Regions from separate parts of the Homo sapiens genome. Here region 2 is linked to region 1. A link is a loop called in an ENCODE intact Hi-C map of the cell type or tissue named here. Cell type or tissue: mammary epithelial cell. All regions are shown on one strand. Links, peaks and the distances in the headings refer to the core of each region. The heading gives the core; the rest is flanking DNA. Region 1 has its middle 8.5 kb from the start of CX3CR1. Region 2 overlaps SCN11A (sodium voltage-gated channel alpha subunit 11).

Region 1 (2,804 bases), core at 37-2,536:
GCTGTGCTAAGTAAAACAATCTGTATTTTATTCAGAGCCAGCTTCTAATCTCCTTGACTCTAAAACAAAATATCAATATTTATTTCTGCTTGATCTAGCTGCCAAAAGACTCTTGTCTATATAAATCACACTCACAGTTTTATCTATGTTTAAGGTAATGAAGACCTAATCTATATGTGGCTGTAGAAGGTATTTATTTTGCTGTTTACTGTCGTGCAGATGTAGTTGGTAGAGCAGGTGGTAGGTCCTCAAGTGACCGTTTGGCCAGGAGGGAGTGTTTGGTGTCCAGCAAGCAGTGCTGAGTCATTTCACTCGGTCAATACACTTGGTGATGGAACCTGCAGTAACATTTCAATTTAGAAAGAGCCAAATGGAGATGCCATGCTCACTCCAAAGTTTCTGACACTCTGCTTGGTAAACGGACTTCAGATTGTTTTAGTGCCTTCAGCACATTTATTTTCGACAAATTTGGAATATCCTTGAAACTGAATTGGGCACAAGGAGGTATATATTTCAATAATTTGAATGGGTCAAATGGAAGGTTCACGTATTCTCCTTTCAAAAGTGTTTTAGATCAATGATCAAGATTTTGTAAATCTACAATGTTGAGTTAATTTTACCCACATGCAAAAGAGGCTGAGAGGTATATTTCCTTGAAGCCAGTACATATTCTATAGCTTAAGTGTATGTCTGGGTCCCAGGAAGAAGCTGATGTTTGTTGAAATCACACATTCGGCAACATGGCTATAATTCCTGGATGGTGACATTTCACCAAAGGAAGCAACTTAGGATGTGAATTAAGCAACAGTTGTCATATTCAAAAGCTCACGTATGTGTGTGTGTGAGAGAGATGATTTAATGTGTGTGTGTGTGTGTGTGTGTGTTTTAAATAAGTGAAATCCATCTGTGATTCATATGTGAAAATGTGTCTGTCATTCTCTGGGAACCTAGCTTGGGTTGAATTATTTTTAAACCTCAGTATGTTGAGGCAGAAGTCCTAAAAGGCTCATTGCAGACTAAAACAAAAGTGCCTCTTTATTCCCAAATGAACCATCACTTGCCCCATATACTGCTTAATAGTTATTGGTAATTGCCGCTATTATGTGTCACACTTTTGTACACAAGCAATGCATCTCCAACCTGACCCTTGCTCACTCACTTGCCAGGTATTTAGAAAGCACATGTTGCCTGCCTACCTTCTGCTCAGGGCTGTTTGTTAAGGATACAAAGATGAATAGGGCAGGGTCTCTACCCTTTCCCTTAATGGTCTCGCTTTGGCTTCCACTCTTCCAGGTAGCTCAGGAAACTTAAGGTAATCTACAGTCATCAGATACAGGAGTGAGCTGCCTTGCCTCTATCCCCTGAGCTCTGTCTCCCCCTCCTGGTGTCTCTGGCTCTCACCAGCAACCCCCAGGTCCAGGAGCAGCAGGCGGAGCAGCCAATCAGCAGAGATGGCCCCACCTGGTGGGCAGCCCTTTGGCTTCAGAGCTCCCCTCTGGTTCATTGGTTTTACTCAAAACACTTGGCTTTGCTGACAGTCATCTGTGGTAGCTGCATTTCCCCAGAGGAAGTGGTGTGTGCAGGCAAATCTGGCAAGCCTTTGGGTTACAGTTTTGTGATGAGCCAGCCGGCCCACAATTACCTGGAATCCCACTCTCCTGGTTCAAATCCTGACCCTGCTACTCTCAAGCTGTGTGGCTTAGGGCGAGATATTTCTCTAAGCCTGAATTTCCTTATTGTTAAAATCAGGGCAGGCCGGGCACAGTGGCTCATGCCTGTAATCCCAGCACTTTGGGAGGTCGAGGCGGGCGGATCACCTGAGGTCAGGAGTTCGAGACCAGCCTGACCAACACATCTCTACTAAAAGTACAAAAATTAGCCAGGCATGGTGGCGTGCATCTGTAATCCCAGCTACTCAGGAGGCTGAGGCAGGAGAATCACTTGAACCCGGGAGGTGGAGGTTGCAGTGAGCTGAGATCGCACCACTGCACTCCAGCCTGGGCAATGAGTGAGACTCCATCTAAAAAAAAAAAAAATCAGGGTAAACTTATATGGCAAAGTCGGCATGAGGATTAATGGTGACATGTGTAAAGCACTTCATATGGTGCTCTGAGTAGGGTAATGAGGGTAATAGAAATCTGTGTTCCGGGGATACAAAGAAGGAGCAATCTCTTCCTAAGAGTCTTGGTGGATGCATTCACCTGGGCAGGATGTGCCAGGAGAGGGACCAAGTTGTACAAAGGGTCAAGAGGGTAGAAGAGCCTCACTCATTAGTGGAGCCTCTCAGAGTAGCCTCCTTCTGGGCTCTCTGGAGCTTTGCTGAAGCGCAGCTGTCCCTTCAGAACTCATTGCACTGTTTCTGGTCCTGGTTCCCTCTTACTCCACTTGCTTGGCAAAAATTTCTGAGTGACAACTCCCTTTTCTACTTGAAACTGGTGGGCAATCTTGTCCCTCTCCTCTCCTGAATGGCCTTTTAACTATTCTTAGAAAAAAATTAAAATCCAAGTATATGGACTGAATTATGTTTCCCCCAACTCCCATTCATATTTTGAAGCCCTAACCCACAATATGACTATATTTGGGGATGAGGCCTCTAAGGAGGTCATTAAGGTTAAGTGAGGTTATAAGAGTGGGACCCTAATCCAACAGGACTGGTGTCCTTATCAGAAGAGAGAGACACCAGGGATGTATGTGCACAGAGAAAGGAGGCGGCATCTGCAAGCCAAGGAGTGAGGCCTCAGGAGAAATCAAGCCTGCTGACACCTTGATCTTAGACTTCCAGCTTCCAGAACTGTGAGAAATAA
Region 2 (2,804 bases), core at 271-2,770, 290 kb before region 1:
AGGGATCTACAACTAGAAATACCATTTGACCCAGTCATCCATTACTGGGTATATACCCAAAGGATTATAAATCATACTGCTATAAAGACACATGCACACATATGTTTATTGCGACACTATTCACAATAGCAAAGACTTGGAACCAACCCAAATGTCCAACAATGATAGACTGGATTAAGAAAATGTGGCACATATACACCATGGAATACTATGCAGCCATAAAAACTGATGAGTTCATGTCCTTTGTAGGGACATGGATGAAGCTGGAAACCATCATTCTCAGCAAACTATCACAAGGACAAAAAACCAAACACCACATGTTCTCACTCATAGGTGGGAATTGAACAATGAGAACACATGGACACAGGAAGGGAAACATCACACACCGGGGCCTGTTGTGGGGTGGGGGGAGGGGGGAGGGATAGCATTAGGAGATATACCTAATGTTAAATGACGAGTTAATGGGTGCAGCACACCAGCATGGCACATGTATACATATGTAACTAACCTGCACGTTGTGCACATGTACCCTAAAACTTAAAGTATAATAATAATAATTTTAAAAAAGCCTATTTAAGGATAATTATTCCTGGGAAAAGTCTACTTAACATGAATCCACTTAAATGGGAAGCAACATTTTACAGCAAATAATGGAGGTAAGGGAGAGTGTGGATTGAAGCTTTAGCTTTAAAAGAACTAAAAATTATAATACTACATTTGTTTTCTTTTACATGTAACCACTTTTGATTATCATTGCAACTATAGACGAATTCTTAGGACAGGAAGTTGAATCAAGACTCATTTTGGTGTGCTTTTTTTCTAAAAAACAAAATTGTAAGGTGGCAAAATATGGCATCCATCATTTCTCATTTGACCTTCATATCAAGATTTTAAAGAAGGTAAATTTTGCAAAATAATCAAGGACTTCACTTTTCTCCAGGACCTCTCCTAACCCTTTGAATTTCTAATTATCCCCTTTTGAAGACTCTATTATGTCATCATCTTTGTTAATTTTCTCTTCTTCAATTGTAATCAAACTCTGCCAGACCCTCATTTCTTGGAGGCATTCTAATAATTATTCCATCAGTCCTCCTCCATTGCTTTCATTATCTTAGTGAAATCCTTCATGTTTGTGAGATTGGCAGTTTCACCTTGCAATTTGTCAGCATAATAATCACAGTAAAAACACCTGACAATAATAGTGGGTGGGAGTAGATGCCAGTGTTAAGCCAGAGGGAGGTGTGAGTGGAGACTAGCTTTATAAGGTTCTGTTAGTGAACATTTCGTGTTGGGATGACCTTTGCTTCCCAACTTATAATTATAGGTACTCCAATAGTAAATACTCTGAAAATGAGGTTCCCCTGCACTCAAAAACAGGAATTAGCATTGCAGGTTCTTGGTGAAAGTACTAATTGGAAGAAGTGTGATGATGGATATAGCACCTGGAAAGGTGATCAGCTGTAACCTATGCATGCTGGCTGAGGAACTGACCAATACCCCCTCAGGCTTGGCTCTCAGCTCCTGTAGGTTTGAGCCCTAAAATGTGGTCAACACCTGAAGCTAGAATACTGAAAAGATAAAGTAACACAAATATCTGCTTTGTAGCTACTGCCATCTAGTGACTTTAAACTTCATTTCCAATTTGATGTTTGTTAACATCATAACCAACTCTAGGGGGCAATACATTGCATGTAGTCTGTGACTTGGATGGCTTAGCTTAGCTTTGTAAGAGCTGACAAGACTTAAAATCCTTTCCCCCTGTTGGGAGTCTGTTCGGAAGTCTTTGATTTGTGTCTGGGTTGGTGTGGACTGGGTAGAGCTTGGTTTTACAAGTCCTCAAGGTATGCATGATGATTCACTCTTGGAATAAGGCTTGTTCTTTCATCTCCTGACTTTGCACATGTTCTTTACATTGTTGACCTACTCTCCAGCTTCTCTTCCACTCAATCAGCAAACTGTTCTTAAAAATCAAATTCAAATATACCCTCTAGAAGGGCGTTCTCAACTCCCCCCTCCCCAAACTTGTTCTTACTTTCTTCTGTGCTTTTAGATCAAGTTTTACTCAGTTCTGTTACATTTACCACATGCAACTTAATTATTTAATAGTCCTTTCTTCCTCTAAACTCAAGATTTTGGGGTGCAACTGTTACGGTTTGATCTTATTAGCATGTATTTCATTCACTACCTAGCACGTTGAAGATAATCACTGAACATTTATTAAATTAATTTTTTTAAATACCGTGATTGGCTGGGTGCAGTGGCTCACTCCTGTAATTTCAGCACTTTGGGAGGCCAAGGCGGGTGGATCACTTGAGGCCAGGAGTTTGAGACCAGCCTGAGTAACATGGCGAAACCTTGTCTCTACTGAAAATACAAAAAATAGCTGGGCATGGTGGTGTGCGCCTACAATCCCAGCTACTCAGGTGGCTGAGGCATGAGAATTGCTTGAACCTGGGAGGCAGAGGTTGCAGTGAGCCATGATCATGCTACTGCACTCCAGCCTGAGTGACAGAGCAAGACTCTGTCTCAAAAAACAAAAACAAAAACAAAATCCACGATTATGCCAAATGGTTCTTGGTTTCACCAAGGTTACATTAACCTCCTAAACTCATTTTTTTAGTGAGGTAAAATTCACCATTTTAACCATCTGAAAGTGTACAATTCAGTGGCTTTTGATATATTCACAATATTGTGCAACCATCACCACTTTATAATTCCAGAACATTTTCATCACCCCTCAAAAAAAACTCCATATCCGTTACAAAGCTGATCTCCATTCTCTCCAGTCCCCAGCCCTTGGCAAT

The links. A loop is a pair of places that touch in the nucleus more often than their neighbours do. Peaks named below come from ENCODE experiments on the same cell type or tissue, not always from the same donor. Only the 100,000 strongest peaks of a DNase experiment are listed, where the experiment ranks them.
Region 2: it touches region 1 in a loop (12-fold over the local background); 7 of 110 quality-filtered maps call a loop at or near these places.

What each region holds. Positions count from the first base shown.
Region 1 is chr3:39,287,130-39,289,933 of GRCh38, forward strand. It overlaps a transcript of CX3CR1 not described here and the pseudogene ADAD1P1. Among named protein-coding and RNA genes, the nearest start is that of CX3CR1, 8.5 kb to the left of the region's middle. In mammary epithelial cell, for the core only: a CTCF peak has its summit at 1,388 (motif pointing left); a DNase peak (open chromatin) is centred at 1,422.
Region 2 is chr3:38,998,509-39,001,312 of GRCh38, forward strand. The region is part of intron 2 of SCN11A (sodium voltage-gated channel alpha subunit 11); the gene reads right to left. Among named protein-coding and RNA genes, the nearest start is that of SCN11A, 52 kb to the right of the region's middle. In mammary epithelial cell, for the core only: a CTCF peak has its summit at 1,657; a DNase peak (open chromatin) is centred at 1,743.